2 separate regions of the Homo sapiens genome follow, and region 2 is linked to region 1. Evidence: read pairs that join two places in POLR2A ChIA-PET (ENCODE). Cell type or tissue: B cell. All regions are shown on one strand. Links, peaks and the distances in the headings refer to the core of each region. The heading gives the core; the rest is flanking DNA. Region 1 has its middle 5.7 kb from the start of MIR150. Region 2 holds the start of ADM5 (adrenomedullin 5 (putative)).

What was found. Peaks named below come from ENCODE experiments on the same cell type or tissue, not always from the same donor. Only the 100,000 strongest peaks of a DNase experiment are listed, where the experiment ranks them.
Region 2: POLR2A ChIA-PET joins it to region 1 with 12 read pairs; 9 of 35 experiments call an interaction of 5 or more read pairs at or near these places.

Annotation. Positions count from the first base shown.
Region 1 is chr19:49,502,341-49,510,860 of GRCh38, reverse strand. It overlaps the pseudogene COX6CP7. Among named protein-coding and RNA genes, the nearest start is that of MIR150, 5.7 kb to the right of the region's middle. RefSeq lists a silencer at 7,395-7,689. In B cell, for the core only: CTCF peaks have their summits at 3,924, 4,124 (motif pointing left), 7,393 and 7,592 (motif pointing left); DNase peaks (open chromatin) are centred at 4,080, 7,590 and 8,032; H3K27ac peaks cover 984 bases.
Region 2 is chr19:49,685,260-49,693,768 of GRCh38, reverse strand. PRMT1 (protein arginine methyltransferase 1) reads right to left here. Exons shown (of 11, transcript NM_001536.6): 9 at 7,526-7,676; 10 at 7,043-7,164; 11 at 5,322-5,607. The coding sequence ends at 5,524. It overlaps ADM5 (adrenomedullin 5 (putative)), which reads right to left and starts at 4,175. Exons shown (of 2, transcript NM_001101340.2): 1 at 3,858-4,175; 2 at 3,194-3,663. The coding sequence starts at 3,931. The coding sequence ends at 3,276. CPT1C (carnitine palmitoyltransferase 1C) reads right to left here and starts at 2,653. Exons shown (of 20, transcript NM_001199753.2): 1 at 2,429-2,653; 2 at 1,880-1,948; 3 at 1,376-1,530. The coding sequence starts at 1,516. RefSeq lists a silencer at 3,716-3,785 and enhancers at 5,094-5,834, 5,835-6,576. In B cell, for the core only: CTCF peaks have their summits at 3,581 and 3,783 (motif pointing right); DNase peaks (open chromatin) are centred at 2,268, 2,658, 3,028 and 3,798; H3K4me3 peaks cover 1,468 bases; H3K27me3 peaks cover 3,251 bases.

The DNA of each region.
Region 1 (8,520 bases), core at 198-8,197:
TTGGGAGGCCAAGGCGGGCAGATCACGAGGTCATGGTGAAACCCCATCCCTACTAAAAATATAAAAAAATTAGCGAGGCATGGTGGCAGGCGCCTGTAGTCCCAGTTACTCAGGAGGCTGAGGCAAGAGAATGGCGTGAACCCGGGAGGCGGAGCTTGCAGTGAGCTGAGATCCCGCCACTGCCCTCCAGCCTGGGCGACAGAGCAAGACTCCATCTCAAAAAAAAGAAAGAAAGAAAGAAAGAAACCCCAAAGTCTAATGGGGGAGCCAGCAGGTGGGAGACACAATTGCCTAGCAGGACTCCCTCTCCCTCTGGGCAGACTTTTCTTCTTTTTTTTTTTTTTGAGACGCAGTCTCGCTCTGCCATCAGGCTGGAGCGCAATGGCCCGATCTTGGCTCACTGCAACCTCCGCCTCCCGGGTTCAAGCGATTCTCCTGCCTCAGCCTCCCAAGTAGCTGGGATTACAGGCACCTGCCACCACACCCGGTTAATTTTTGTATTTTTAGTAGAGACGGGGATTTCACCATGTTGGCCAGGATGGCCTCGATCTCTTGACCTCGTGATCTGCCCGCCTCAGCCTTCCAAAGTGCTGGGATTATAGGCGTGAGCCACCGCACCCAGCCGAGACTTTTCTTCTATTCAGGGTTTCAAGTGGTTGGATGAGCCTCCCTCAATTCAGGAAGGGGAACCTCCTTTACTCAAAGCCTAACAATCTAAACATAAATCTCAGCTGGGCACAGTGGCTCATGCCTGTAATCCCAGCACTTTGGTAGGCCAAGGCAGGAGGATCGCTTGAGTTCAAGGACCAGCCTGAGTAACAGAGAGAGCTTATCTCTACAAAAAATTAAAATATTAGCCGGGTGTGGTGGTGCGCACTTGTGGTCCCAGCTACTCAAGAGGCTGAAGCTGGGGGACCCCTTGAGCCCAAGAGTTGGAGGCTGCAGTGAGCCGTGATGGCGCCACTGCACTCCAGCCTGGGCAGCAGCAAGACCCTGTCTCACAAATATATATGTAAATCTCATCCTAAAACACCCTCATAGAGACATCCAGAATAATGTTGACCGAATATCTCTTCACTCACTGTGGCTCAGCCAAATTGACACATAAAATTAACCAGGTAAATCTCTGTTCTCCTTGTCCAGAATGTCTTCATTTTTCTCATTCTGCCTGTGTCCTACTGTGTCCTACCTGATTCTCCCTGTGTCCTACTAGAAGGGAGATCCAGTGACACCCATCCCAAGGTCCACTCCTAAGAGACAGAAAGAACCTGCTTTAACTTCTTCTTTTCTTCTTTTCTTTTCTTTTTTTTATTTTTTGAGACAGAGTCTTGCTCTGTCGCCCAGGCTGGAGGGCAGTGGTGCAGTCTCGGCTCACTGCAAGCTGCGCCTCCCAGGTTCACGCCATTCTCCTGCCTCAGCCTCCCGAGTAACTGGGACTACGTGAGCCTGCCACCACGCCTGGCTAATTTTTATATTTTTAGTAGAGACAGGGTTTCACCGTGTTAGCCAGGATGGTCTCGATCTCCTGACCTCGTGATCCGCCCGACTCGGCCTCCCAAAGTGCTGGGAATTACAGGTGTGAGCCACTGCGCCTGGCCACCTGCTTTAATTTCTTAAGAATCCTAATTACAGCACCCTCAGCTCTTCCCCAAAATACCCTGAGGCAACTGCCCTGTCCTTAGCTGTCCCCTCTAGTTTCCTTGGGATCATGTAATGTCTTCAGGACACTATTCCAGCAGCCCCTGGGCCCCATTTTAAGGTTCCTTGGACCCTGACAGAATCCTCAATGCCCTGTTACAGTGTCCCTCAGGAGCCTGCTATGCTTTTCCTGGAAGTCTGACTACCATCACTGTGGGGTCCTCTATAACCCAGCCTTAGCTCTCACGTCCCCACCCCCAGGGCCCTGCTGTAACATTACCAGGACATTCGTAAAGCTCCTTGGACCACCTATGATACTCACAGGTTTTGTGTTCCTTTTTTTTTTTTTTTTTAGATGGAGTCTGGCTCTGTTGCCCAGCTTGGAGTGCACTGGTGCGAACTCGGCTCACTGCAACCTCCGCCTCCCGGGTTCAAGAGATTCTCCTGCCTCAGCCTCCTGAGTAGCTGGGATTACAGGCACCCGCCACCACACCCGGCTAATTTTTGTATTTTTAGTAGAGACGGCGTTTCACCATATTGGCCAGGCTGGTCTCGAACTCCTGACCTCGTGATCCACCCGCCTCGGCCTCCCAAAGTGTTGGGATTACAGGCGTGAACCACCGCACCCAACAATTTTGTGTTCTTTCTGGAGGCTCCAGGGAAGAATCGGTGTTTTTGCCTTTCCCAGCTTCTAGAAGCTACCAGCATTCCTTGGCTCATGGCCCAGTCCTCCATCTTCAAGGCCAGCAGCACGGCATCCTCTCCCCTCTCTGACCCATATGTCGGTCCTCACGTCTTCTCTCTCCGACACCAACCCGCCTGCCTCCCTCTCCAAAGGAGTCCTGTGATTATGTTTAGGGCTACTTGGATAATCCGAGATCGTCTCCCCATCTGAACCTAACCTAATCACATCACAAAGTCCCTTTTCCCATATAAGGCCACAGCCAGAGGTTTTGGGGGATTAGGGCATGGACGTCTCTGAGGCCATGATTCAGCTGGCCGTGGTCATCTGGAGTGTCTTTCCTTGCCCCATTCTGATCTCCTCTCCTTGCTGTTGTAATGGCCTGGGGCTTTAACCAGGAGGCCTCCCAGGGGTCTGCCTAGACATTCCCCATCATAGCCCTCCTTCCTGTCACGGAAGAAAAAGGTCTCAGTCAACGTTGCAGTGAGCCATGATTGCATCACAGCACTCCAACCTGGATGACTGAGCGAGACCCTAAAGAAAAAGAAAAAGAAAAAGAAAAAGGCCTCAAGGTCCCTTAGTGCCACCTGGGAAACCCTTGCAGATGCCCTGGGTTCCTGCAATGTCTCTGGAGCCCATTTATAGCATCAGCTGGTTGACTTGCATCAGATCCTCAGGGCTCTGTTCTAATGAGCCCTGACTACACCCTCTCTCCCCCTGGGATCCTGCTGTCATGTCCCCAGGGCTCTATTAGAACCCCCTTAGACTGTCACCTGGGCTCCCCCAGGACAGCTACAATGTCCTGAAGTCCACACTATAGTGCAGTAGAAAGCCCCTGGCAAGGCCGGGCGCGGTGGCTCATGCCTGTAATCCCAGCACTTTGGGAGGCCAAGGCGAGCAGATCATCTGAGGTCAGGAGTTCGAGACCAGCCTGGCCAACATGACGAAACACCATCTCTATGGTGCAAAAATTCGCTGGGCCTGGTGGCCTGTGCCTGTAATCCTAGATACTCAGGAGGCTGAGGCAGGAGAATCGCTTGAACCTGGGAGGCAGAGGTTTCAGTGAGCCGAGATCGCGCCACTGTGCTCCAGCCTGGGCGACAGAGTGTGACCCTGTCTCAAAAAAAAAAAAAAAAGAAAGAAAGAAAAGGAAAAAGAAAAGAAGAGCCGGAAGAGCCGGGCGCCGGTGGCTCACGCCTGTAATCCCAGCACTTTGGGAGGCTGAGGTGGGCGGATCACGAGGTCAGGAGTTCGAGACCAGCCTGACCAACGTGGTGAAACCCCGTCTCTACTAGAAATACAAAAATTAGCCGGACGTGGTAGTGCGCACCTGTAATCCCAGCTACTCGGGAGGCTGAGGCAGGAGAATCACTCGAACCCAGGAGGCGGAGGTTGCAGTAAGCCGAGATTGCGCTATTGAACTCCAGCCTGGGCGACAGAGCAAGACTCCGTCTCCAAAAAACGGAAGAGAAGAGAAGAGGAGAGGGGAAGGGGAAGGGGGAGGGGAAGGAGAAGGGGAAGGGAAAGGAAAAGCCCATGGCAGGACACACTCAGCATAAAACAAAAATGTGGTCCCCTTGGTTCCAGTTTCAAGATGGTTCAAGTAGAGCACTCACCAGGTGCTGGTCCCTTCTGATCCACTCCTCAGACTGCACGAGGAGCTGGCCTTAAAGCCGGCCCTGGCCCCTGCCTCTGTGCCTAGAATGGCCCCAGGCAGCTTTGAGCTGTGCACCCTGAACCACCTAACCGCTGCCCCTCCTCTCCACCCTTACACAATAGTGCCCCCTACTGACCTGGGGGGCAATCACACCTGAGTTCAAAACCAAAACACGACTCTTCCAGGTACACCTCTCCCAGCCAAAGGTTCTTTATCTGGAAAATGGGGATAATAATTGTGTCTTTATATTAGGGTGGTGCAAAAGTAATTGCGGTTTCTGCCATTAAAACCCCAATTGCAGGCCGGGCACGGTGGCTCACGCCTATAATCCCAGCACTTTGGAAGGCCGAGGCAGACGGATCACGAGGTCAGGAGTTCCAGACCAGCCTGGCCAACATGGTGAAACCCTGTCTCTACTAAAAATACAAAAATTAGCCAGGCATGGTGGCACTCGCTGAATAGTCCCAGCTACTTGGGAGGCTGAGGCAGGAGAATCGCTTGAACCTGGGAGGCGGAAGTTACAATGAGCCGAGATTGTGCCACTGCACTTCAGTCTGGGTGACAGAGCAAGACTCCATCTGAAAAAAACCAACAAACAAAAAACCCGCAATTGCTGGCTAGACACGGTGGCTCACGCCTGTAATCCCAGCACTTTGGGAGGCTGAGGTCGGGAGTTTGAGACCAGCCTGGCCAACATGGCAAAACCCCATCTCTATTACAAATACAAAAATTAGCCAGACATGGTAGTGGGCACCTGTAATCTCAGCTACTTGGGAGGGTGAGGCAGGAGAATCGCTTGAACCTGGGAGGCAGAGGTTGCAGTGAGATGAGATTGTGCCACTGCACTCCAGCCTGGGCAACAGAGTGAGACTCAAAAACAAACAAACAACAAACAAAAAACCACAATTGCTTTTGCACCAACCTATTTCTTTTTTTTTTTTTTTTTTGAGACGGAGTCTCTGTCTGTCACCCAGGCTGGAGTGCAGTGGTGCGATCTCGGCTCACTGCAAGCTCCGCCTCCCGGGTTAACGCCATTCTCCTGCTTCAGCCTCCTGAGTAGCTGGGACTACAGGCACCTGCCATCACTCCTGGCTAATTTTTTTTTTTTAGTAGAGACGGAGCTTCATCATGTTAGCCAGGATGGTCTCGATCTCCTGACCTTGTGATCCACCCGCCTCGGCCTCCCAAAGTGCTGGGATTACAGGCATGAGCCACCATGCCCGGCCCAACCTACTATTTCATTAGAGGCTTCAGCAGGCCAAAGGCTCCACGTGGCACACAGGGCGTCCATAGTAGCCCCCGGTTCCTGTTAACGCCCCCACTCCGCAGCCAGGCTGGGCCCCCAGGGATCCCACTGGATTGCAGGCTCTGACACCAGGCTCTGGCTGGAGCTGTCTTGCTCACTCTTGCAGCCATCCCTGGGGAACAGCGCAATAAACATTTGTAGAATGAATGTCCCTGGGAAGGCTTGATGTGTTCCTCAAACTCATCTAGAACATCGTTGGTGTTCTGCTAGAATGTTCTAGCTAAATCTATACTGACCTCTGAAACATCCATCGGTCTTTTATTTTTACTTTTTTTCTTGAGACAGGGTCTCACTCTGTCACCCAGGCTGGAATGCAGTGGCATGATAATAGCTCACTGCAGCCTCGACCTCCCAGGCTGAAGCGATCCTCCCACCTCAGCCTCCCGAGTCGCTGGTACTACAGGTACGTACCACCACACCTGGCTAATTTTTAAGTTTTTTTTGTAGAGATGGGGTCTTCCTATGTTGCCTAGGCTGGTCTCAAACTGCTGGGCTCAAGAGAGCCTCCCATCTTGGCCTCCCAAAGTGCTGGGATTGCAGTCTGAGCCACTGTGCCTGGCCTGTCTTGCTATAATACGTAATAGAGCCAGGACCTACTACAGTGTTAGACCCAGGAATTCCTGTTGGGCTCAGGGTAGTGCTGACACTCGGCAGTGGGTCTGCTTAACTACTCCTGGAACACACTCCAATTCAATTTCCAGACTCCACTCACACACCTTGGGACTAGTTCAATGAGCTCAGGTGCCTCCTATATAAATAACTTTTTTTTTTTTTTTTTTTTTTTTAGACAGAGTCTCGCTCTGTCACCAGGCTGGAGCACAGTGGTGCAATCTCGGCTCACTGCAACCTTCGCCTCCCGGGTTCAAGCGATTCTCCTGCCTCAGCCTCCCGAGTAGCTGGGACTACAGGCGCCCACCACCACGCCCAGCTAAATTTTGTATTTTTAGTAAAGACGGGGTTTCACCATGTTGGCCAGGATGGTCTTGATCTCCTGACCTCGTGATCCACCTGCCTCCCAAAGTGCTGGGATTACAGGCGTGAGCCACCGCGTCCGGCCGATCACATATTTTATATTATATAATTATAAATGTAGCCATGGGCTGGCCTATAATTTAACCTGAGTATTGCAACCATGTAATATCAGCAGGGCCTGTCACAGGAGCCCAAGGCCTTACTTAGTATTATAATAGCCCACAGGAGGCTGCAGCAATGATGGCCATCCGGCTCTAATATCACAGACCCATGACCTGCTGCAGGAGGTGCAGGGCCGCAATACAAGATAATCAAGACCTGCCCTGTTTTCACACGGTAGGTTTGATGCCTGTCTTTTTTTTTTCTTTGAGACAGGGTCTGACTCTGTCACCCAGGCTGGAGTGCAGTGGTGTCATCCTAGCCTGCTATAGACTCGGACCTCTGGGCTCAAGTGATCCTCCTGCTTCAGCCTCCCGAGTAGCTGGGACTACAGACCCAGCAAAATTTTTTTTTTTTTTGAGATGGGGTCTCACTCTGTCGCCCAGGCTGGAATGCAGTGGTGTGATCTTGGCTCACTGCATCCTCTGCCTCCCAGGTTCAAGCGATTCTCCTGCCTCAGCCTCCCGAGTAGCTGGGACTACAGGCACCGCTACACATCTGGCTAATGTTTGTATTTTTAGTAGAGATGGGGTTTCACCATATTGACCAGGCTGGCTTCGAACTCCTGACTCGTGATCCACCTGCCTTGGCCTCCCAAAGTGATGGGATTACAGGCATGAGCCACCGCACCTGGCCTAATATATTTTAAATAGAGACAGGAGTCTCCCTTTGTTGCTCGGGCTGGTCTCTAACTCCTGGCTCAAGCGATCCTCCTGCCCTGGCTTCCCTAAGTAGTGGGATTACAGGTGTGAGCCCCGGCACCTGGCCTGACCGCTATCATTATAAACCCAGAACCCCACTATAAAAGCTAACTTTCCTGTGAAAAGGCAAGGCCATTGGGGCCCCCTATAATAGGTATTCGACAGAATATTCCAGAGGCATGCTAAAACAGACTCAACATCCCGTGACAAACTACCAGGGCTTGCTGTAATGGAGCCAGGATTCCGCAACCATACAACAAATATTAAAATAAAAACCGTGGGTCCATTACAGCAAGGGCTGCCTGCCAGAGGCCCTGGTCCTTAAGCCTGCCCAAGGGGCCCCACAGGATGCTGTAACATGACACTATGGGCCTTTCTCCAACACCAAGCTGAGGGCCCCCGGCATTGTTACTTTCCAGTGTACACTTAATCAGGACTGGTTCTGTCCCATTATCACACACGAGCATTGTTTTTTTTTGAGACTGAGTCGCCCTCTGCTGCTTAGGTGGAGTGCTGTCTCGGCTCACTGCAACCTCTGCCTCCCAGGTTCAAGCGATTCTCCTGCCTTAGCCTCCTGAGTAGCTGGGACTACAGGTGCGCGCTATCACACTGGCTAATTTTTGTATTTTTAGTAGAGACATGGTTTCGCCACATTGGCCAGGATGGTCTTGAACTCCTGACCTCAAGTGATCCGCCTGCCTCAACCTCCCAAAGTGCTGGGATTACAGCCGTGAGCCACGGGACCTGGCTCACATGAGCATATTGATCCTCCCAATAGGGCAGGGAGGCAAGAAGCCATTTTACAGATTAGGAAACTGAGGCTCTGTGGTGGAGGAGTGGGTCTCTTGTCCAAGGTCACACACAGCTAGGGAGCTACAGGGCCAGAAGTTGGAAAAGAGCCTCGGCGGGTCTCTGCTACCTCTGGGGCCTCTGGCTCAGCTTTACTGCTTCCAGTTATTGAGCCCCTGAAGCCTAGGGGTCAAGGTCCCCCCAGCCAGAATGTGGCAACTTCACATAATTCATTCCTTCACCATCCATTTTTCCATCAGTCAGGAAGGACGTTGGTATTGAGGCTGACATACGTTATCAAGGACAGTAACTACCATGGCTTCCAAAGTTTTGCCAAAGCCTCAGATGTGTGGCCTTCTGGCCAAGCGTCTGTGATTTCATATTGTTGAAGCATCCATGGTATCCCTGGGGGCTGCAGCTTTCTATATGTTTGCTGTGGCTGAACCAAGAAAGAAGGCATATGCAGATTTCTACAGAAATTACGATTCCATGAAAGATTTTGAGATGAGGAAGGCTGGTATCTTTTTTTTTTTTTTTTTGAGATGGAGTCTCACTCTGTCACCCAGACTGGAGTGCAGTGGCGCGATCTCAGCTCACTGCAACCTCTACTGCCCGG
Region 2 (8,509 bases), core at 510-8,509, 180 kb before region 1:
TTTTTTTAATAGAGATGGGGTCTCCCTATGTTGTCCAGGCTGGTGTCCAAGTCCTGGGCTCAAGTGATCCTCCTGCCTCAGCCTCCCAAAGTGCTGGGATTAAAGCCGTGAGCCCGCAGTGCCCAGGCGTGATTCTGTCTGTTGATATCTGCTGTGTTCTCCATGCTAAAGAGGGCCAGGCCCTTACCGGATGCCCCATAAATATATGGTGAATGAATGAAGAACAATATCAGAAGCTAACACTCAGACCTCGCCATGGGCCAGGACATAGAAGAATTAATTTAGTCTTCAAGGCTATCCTGTGAGGGAGGTGCTGTCAACACCCATGTTTTCCACGAGGGGAAACTGCGACTCCAAGAGAGGTGCTTGCCCAAGATGACACAGCTACTAAGCGGTGGAGTCAGGATTCAAACTCAATCATGACCCCACAGGTGTTCCAGACCCCAGTTCACACACAGAGGATGTGACAAGCAGGGAGTCCCTGTATGGAGACAGTGCAAGAGTTCTAGAACCAGAAACCCTGGGACAGACATGGGTGCTGGTTACACATTGGGCATGCGCATTCCAGAACAGGGACAGAGCAGGAGTTTGGGCCGGGCGCGGTGGCTCATTCCTGTAACCCAAGCGCTTTGGGAGGCAGATCACTTGAGGTCAGGAGATCGAGATTAGCCTGGCCAACATGTTGAAACCCCGTCTCTACTAAAAATACAAAAATTAGCTGGGCGTATAATCCATGCCTGTAATCCCAGCTACTCGGGAGGCTGAGGCAGGAGAATCGCTTGAACCTGGGAGGTGGTTGCAGTGAGCCAAGATCACCCCACTGCATTCCAGTCTGGGCAACAGAGTGAGACTCTGTCTCATAAATAAATAAATAAATAAGCCAGGCATGGTGGCGTGCGCCAATAATCCCGGCTACCTGGGAGGCTGAGGCAGGGAATTGCTTGAACCCAGGAGGCGGAGGTTGCAGTGAGCTGAGATCCCGCCACTGCACTCCAGCCTGGGCGACAGAGTGAGACTGTGTCTCAGAAACAACAACTACAAAAGAAGCTGGAGATGAAAGGAAGAAATGATAATTTCACCATAAGGGAAGGATATGGAGTTCTAGAAACTGGAAGTGGGTAGTTTTTGGGGGGCCCAGTTCCCCTCTTGGGTGAAAGAAGTGAGCAGAGGTTCTCAGCAGGTGGGGCTGTGGATCCCAGAAGTGAGCCACGGAGAAATTGCTAAAGGGGTCCTGGGAGCAGACATCAAAATTCTAAGAAAAAGGGGTGATAGTCTCCCAGAAATGAACCAGCTGAAATGCCGGAAGTGAGCCTCAGACATCCCGGAAGCAGAAACCTGGATCCCCGGAAGGAAACCGACCAGCACCGCTCCTCACCCAGAAACGTGAGAGATGCCTTTTCCAGGAGCGCAGGCCAGAGAGGTAGATCTCCTGCAGCACAGGGGCACTGAGTTCCACTTCAGCCCCGTCCGAGGTCAGCGAGGGTCGGAAGCCCACGGCCTGGTGCGCTTCAGCCATGTCACGCTGGAGCCCTGAGTCGGGCAGAGTCATACTTCAGGACCCCAGCCCCTCCGCCCTCAGACTCAGGAGTCCAGGCCCCCAGCCCCTCCTCCTCCTTCATACCCAGGAGTCCAGGCCCCAGTCCCTCCTCTCTCAGATCCAGGAGTCCAGGCCCCCAGCCCCTCCTCCCTCAGACCCAGAAGCCCAGGCCCCAGCCCCTCCTCTCTCAGATCCAGGAGTCCAGGCCCCCAGCCCCTCCTCCCTCAGACCCAGAAGCCCAGGCCCCAGCCCCTCCTCCCTCAGACCCGGGATCTCACGCTTTCAGCTGCCTTTTTGCGCCGACCCAGGACTACATAACCTAGCTCATCCTTCTCTAAGCACCTGAAGGGTCTTGAGGGTCCTGGTTTGTAGACCCGGAGGTTTTGAGGGAAGGACGTCAATTCGGGACCTCTGGGAACGCATAGAGAGGCCAGAGGGATAGCTCGCGTTAACCCCTTTACCTGCTCTCCCAAGAACATGGTGCGGGGGCAGTGCCCTCCCCCCAGTACAGGATTCTCAAGATTCGGGGGTGGGTGGAGGAGGGAAACTGGTCCAGGCTGAGTTGCGGGGTCTTGAGAAAAGCATTAGTTTTAGACCCATATGAAACAAACACCTGTTAGACATTGACGCTGTCCACCCCATTGCCGCTTTTCATGCCAAGGCGAGGGGGATGGTGTCTATAAATTCATCCGCTCAGCGTCCCCTCCCCCCGCCCGTGCTGGAGGGAATGGGGAAGGAAGCACCCACTGCGCATGCCTCGCAGCCTGGGATGCTGAGGCTGTGAGCGGAGGCGAGCGTCGAGGACAAGTGATGGAGAGGCTTGCACGCCCAACCCTAGACACAGGACTCCAGGCCCCGCCGGAGCCCGAGCCCCTGGGGTCCAGTACTTACCACGTTGAATCAAGGGTCCGCTGATCGGATCCTGGGGTCCAAACCCGAGTCCACCCCCGCCCCCCGATTTTGAGCGCCGGCCCCAAATCTCCCGCTTGCATATGTCCAATCCCAGTGCAAGGAGTCCACCACCGGGTCGACGGGCCTTTGGAGTCCTGCCCACCCCGAGATCACCGTCACCCAGAAACCCCGATTCCTCTCTCTCGTGTCCCTAGCCGGGTATTCAGGTCCCGGGTTTTATCCCCGCCTCCTTCCAATCCCCGCGTTCTATCCCCGCCCCCTTCGAGCCACGGCGTCCAATCCCCTACATCCGTTCGATCCCCAGTCCTCCGTCTCCTTTTACCCGGCCAGATTCTCCACCATTTGGCCGCTCGCATTCTACGCAGCTGTTCGGAACCCGGGTTCCTGGGCTCCTCACTCAGCTCATTGTCTCTTAGTCTCCTGTCTCTTCGAGGAACAAGGCTCAGCTGGGAGGTCGCAGCCCACCCCAGGTGCATTATAACGTCAGGCGCGTAGGGTGCCGGAGCAAATCTCAGCCCTTTCACGCCAGGGAGGGAGGAGGGATGTTTGGGGGTCAGGACGGCCCGCCAAAACCACCCACGGAAGGTGCATGGATTGAGTTGGCAAGAAAGGCGCCACAGCGGGTTGGATTCAAGGTAGACAGTGGGACTTCCGTGAGGGAGAAGCAGCATGGCTAATAGAGAAAGGTATATTAGAGACCCAGCCTCGACTGAGAGGTCGAAATAGGTACAGAGAAGCAGAGACTGAAACACGGAACTCTTGTTTATTCGGCTCTGGGCGTCAGTGTTCTTCGCCCAGCCTGGTCCCGTGTGCTTCTAGGTCCAACCTAGTCGCAGCCCGGGGAGGGACTGGGGAAGACGGTTTCAGGGGCTGGAGTTAGGGGAGAAGAAATGTGGAGTAGAAGCTCCAACATACAGATAGGCAAACTGAAGCCGAGGAGGGGACGAGCCGTGCCCGAGGTCACCCAGCGAGCTGGGCACTGCGCTAGCCCCCTCGCTGCAGGCCGGAATCCTGGGAACCGAGCCGGGCTTCCGCCTCGCGCCACCGGCGGCGCCCATAGCTGTAGGGGTCCTGGGGCTCGTGGCTGGCCTTCCCCGAGGGCTCCTTGGTGGAGACAGCGAATCCAGTATATGATCTCCGCCAGGCGGTGGGTCCGGCATACGCCCAGGTAGCAGACGTGCCCGCGGTGCTGGGGGACCTGGTGCTGGCCTCGCCTGGAGAGGGAGCGTGGGAGAAAACCGGGTTCAAACCGAATTGAGAGATGGAGCGTGATGGAGGTGGGCACCCAAGCACTCCAAGACCAGCGGGGAGGCTTACAGATCACCTGCCCGTTCCGCGGCCGGGAGAGGGCGCTCGCCCTTTACGGTCTCCCTCCCGCCCTGTCCCTGCTGCCACCCGGGTTTCTCACCTGGCTGCAGTGTCCAGGTCCCCTTGGGCGGAGAAGGCGAGGAGCAACAGCAGGATGAGGATGTGGATAGTCATCGTGGGCAGGGCGGGTCAGGATCCGTGGCCCGTAGTTGCGGCCACCCCGCCCCGTTCCCGCACCGGGCTGATCGCCTCTGGGTGCAGCTCTGGAGCCAGGTACCAGGGCCAGTCCCCACTTCCCAGGCGGGGAACACTGAGGCCAAAAGTCTGTGGGAAGAGGCCGCACCACACCAGAGGGGCAGGATTCAAACCCGGGTCCCCGCTTCCCGCACCGCGGCTCCAGAGACCTCACTGGGTGTGTGGGGTCACACCAGCTGCTGTCTATCCCCCTAGGAGGTCTGTGGAGACTCGCCCCCTTCAAAGCGTGGGGAAATGGGGCGGGGCCAATGACACCCGCAGGTAGCTAAGCAGCGGGATTCCAAGAAAAGGGGTGGCGGCGGGGAAGCGCTGGCTCTGGTTGTAGATGCGACCTCACCCTCACCCTGTCGGGAAGCCGGTTAGTAGACAGTTGGGACCCTGGAACCTCGGGGGCCAGGCAATGCAGGGCAAGTGCACATGCGGCCCCCTGGAGGGCGTGGAGCGAGGGAGACCCCAAACACACTGAGGAGCGCCCCTCCGGAAGAGAAAAGGCCGAGGTGTCAGGCACTCGCCGGTGAGGGCTCCAGTTGCACTGAAGCAGGTGTAGCCAGGGCTGTTCAACGAGGAGGGTGTCCTGGGTCAACCAGGTCGAGTGCACAGTATTGTGGGGGACCCAGGACCCCGTGGCCAGGCCCTGAGGGTGGAAGGGTGGGTGCAGACGCCATGTCTGCAGCAGAGGCAGAGGGACCTCGTCTTCACCTCTGTAAGATGGGTAGGCCCTGCCACCTTACAGCTGCAACTCCCACTGACCTCCATGGAGGGCAAGTCCCCAGCCCTAAGCCCCAAGCCATTCTAGGGGAGGAAGCAGGGCCACTCCCCCATGAGAAATTCTATCCTTGCAAACATACACCCCCAACCCACTCAGTGTCCCCAGCTGCAGAGGGCTGGGCACAGTTGGGCCTTGAAGGGACCCGAACAGGAAAAAACAGCCAGAGAGGAACAATGTCGAGTGTTGGGGGGAGGTGGGGAGACTGTTCTGGGAAACTTGAGGGCTGGCTGTGCTGGAAAGCCACCCCCATCCCCTACTAGGCAGGACACGGGTACCGCAGAGGGGAGGGGCGCAGACCCAGGAGAGGGATGAAAAGAGTTGGACAAAGACCCTGAGAGACAGCTGTGGAGGACAGGGACCCCGAGAAGGAACCAAGGAAGGGGAGCAAGAGGCCTAGAGACGGGGGACGGGAGACGCAGATCCACAGAATGGCAGCCACCAGCAGGTGCCAAGGCCGGTCCCCCCACTGCTGAGGCTGGCACTGCAGTACCTGCGAAAGGAACCCCAAACCTCCTTTGCCCCCAGGAAACAAAGCCAGACCCCAGCTGAGGATTTATTGGCGTAAATGCAACCATATAAAAACATAAGTTATGAAAAACACAGTCACGATGTGCCCTCCCCATCCCCCCAGCCCAGGCCCCTAAAACCCCCTTCTGCGGGAGGGAGGGAGAGGAAGGGGGAGCCCCGAAACCGCCTAGGAACGCTCAGCCCCTGGGCTCGTGCAGGGCGGGAGAGCCGGGCCTCAGCGCATCCGGTAGTCGGTGGAGCAGGACAGCTCGCACAGCTGGCCCTTGAAGTCCAGGTCGATGGTGAAGTCCAGGTCCCGCTGCAGGGAGAGGTGGGGCATGAGGGCGGAACCCACCAGGAGGTGGTGGCGGGGGGCGGGTGCAGGCAGGCTATGCGACGATGAGCCGGGCTCCAGCTTCCTGCCCATCTCCACGCTGCAGACCCCAACTGCTGGTCCCACCCTAGCAGCTGCCCTGACCCTGCCAAGGGACAGCACCACATGGACACCCCCAAGCCCACTAGACTCACTCAGGAGTAGAGCCCAGCTGCTGTCCCTTGCCCTTGGATTTCTCCATCAGGATGATTCCCATCAGCAATGCAGTGATTGCTTCTTTCATAAAAAAGAAAACCTCTCCCAAGCCCACTTCCTCCTCAGGCAAACGTTCCAGTGAAACACAATGGTCCAGCCTGCTGTCTCCACTTCCTCTCCTCCCCCCATACCCTCCAGCACATGAAGATGAGACAAAGTCACCAACGCCCGAGGACTCCTCCTCCCTCTCCAGTATCCGTTTCCCAGCTAGTGCCGTGGTCCCGGGGGCTGCATGAGTCTTTGTAGGGGGTGGTCCTGTGGCTGCAGGACATTTACCAGCCCCCTGGCCCCTACCTACCAGATGCCAGGACCACCCCTTCTCCGGAGTGACAACCACAAATGTTTCCACAGACGGTGGCAAACGTCCTGGGGGGGGGCGGGGAGCGGAGGGGGCAGTAAAACTGCCCAGTTGACAACTGCTGCTGTCACAGGCTCGTGGGTGTCCCAGGGTCCACATTCCATGACTACCCTGAGTGCCACCCACCCTCGCACCCATCGGCCGGGACCCACTTTTCCAACCCAGACCACTCCCGGCGACTCCAGGCTCCAAGCCTTCCATCCTCCTGCCTGCTCAGACCCACCACACTGGATCTCTGCCCAGACCCTGTCTCCGAGAAGCCCCCCCAGCTCCCCCGGAAGCCCCCTGATCTCAGGTGATGGCAGCTCCTGCCAAGTGCTCAGGAGGAAAAAGAAAGGGGAGCAGAAAACAAAAAGCTGCCTTTCTCCTCTCATGCCTCCCAGCTGGGCTAGAAAACCCCGTGCACTCTACTGGGGGCTGCCTCTTGCCCTGGAGCCCACCTACACCAACACCTGTCTGCCCTGCTCCCAGCCTGACAGAGGTCACCTCCAACTGGCATCACCATGTCACTGACCCCCTTGTCTAGAGTGGAAGCACCAGGAGGGCAGGGTTTCAGCCTGGGTCCCCAGGCCCATAACTTCCGGTGAATGCTCAAGCAATCCTGCTGTGTAGACAGGCATGGGGCTGAGGGGCTTGGGGACCCGGGAATAGGCAGAGGTGCTCGCCCCCGCCAGCTGCCCCCATCCCCCACCCCGGCTGCCCCCATCCCCTACCCCCGCTGCCACCATTCCTCCCCCACCACTCCCCCCCCAATCTACACTCCCCGCCCTAGCTGCCACCCTCCCACCCAGCTGCCCGGAGCCTCACGTTGTTCTTGGCGTTGGGCCGCATGCCGATGGTGCCGAAGATCTCCTCGCCCGTCTTCACGGTCAGGTAGTCCTCCATGTAGAACACCGTCTGCTTCCAGTGCGTGTACGGGGACTCGGGGCCTGGGGGCGCGGGCGGGTCAGCCGGCCTCGGCCTGCTGCCCCCCCCAACCCCACCCTTGCGTTCCCTCTGTCGGAATGCCCACCCCCATGACAGCTGATGGGACTGCTATCCGCGAGTCACCTCCCTGTCATTGAGCTTTGGAGACAGGGACCGTGTCAGCCTTTTGTGGATGAGGAAACTGAGGCACTGCACACTCAGGTCACTTGCCCAAGGCCACGTGACTGCTACATGGCAGAGCTCACACTGGAACACGCGTGTCCCCATGGTTCCTTCTGCCCGTTTCTGTCACCCCCTCCACTACGTGGGTGCGCCTCCGCCCTGGCTCGGGAACGGCCCCCAGCCCTGTGGGCCCCGCCTCACTGGTGGAGAAGCCGGTCCTCTTGTGGCAGCGTGTGAACTCGATGTTGAAGTAGGCCACCAGGGCGTGCACGTAGTCATTCCGCTTCACTTGCAGGCAGAACGGGGAGGTGAAGGTCAGGTCTTCCACCTTGACGGTATAGATGTCCACCTCCTGCAGGACATGAGAGGGCGAGCTCCGGGATGCGTCCCCACCTCGCTTCATCCCCTCCTCCCTCCCTTAAGCTCCCAGAGGGCCTGTGACCTCGCTGTCCCCTTCCTGCTAGCCCTCCCTCACTGGCACCCAGCCTCGGCTCCTCCTTCACTCTGCATCCTGCCTATCCGGCTCCCAATAAACCATGTGGGTTCGAGCCCAGATTCCTTGCTCCCTCCTCTCCAACACCCAAACCTGGCAGTGCCACCCTAACTCTGTCCAGACCTCCTAGAATGCAGGCGCCCCACTCCACTGTCTCCCCAACCCCTTGACAAGTCCAACAACATGATGGCTTCAAACGGCAACACAAATGCCAACCTAAACCCTGCGCCAGTTCCCCTGGCTCTCAGGAGGGTGGCCCGAGTGGGGTCCCTGCCCCTGTAGTCTCCTCTCCTCCCCCACTCAACAACTTACTCCTCCCCGACAGGATCCCCCGGTCAGCCACCCAGCTTCACCCGGCTCACACATCCCAGCTCAACAAATACTCATCGCCGTATTTTTTTTTTTTAAACAGGGTCTCAGAAGTAAAAAAAAACAAAAGGAAAAAACAAAACAAAACATTGTCACCAAAGCTGGAGTGCAGTGATGTGATCACAGCTCACTGCAGCCTTGAACTCCCAGGCCCAAGTGATCCTCCCGAGTAGCTGGGACCTCAGGCACATCTCGGAGCCCAGCCTGGCCCCGTGCTCTTCTGCAGTGGCCCGCGTGCATGTGCATCCGCTCATCGCCCTGGGGTCCTGCCTTTCCGTGCATGGGCTGTGGGCTTTAGCTGCCAGCTTTGGGTGTTTCCTCCG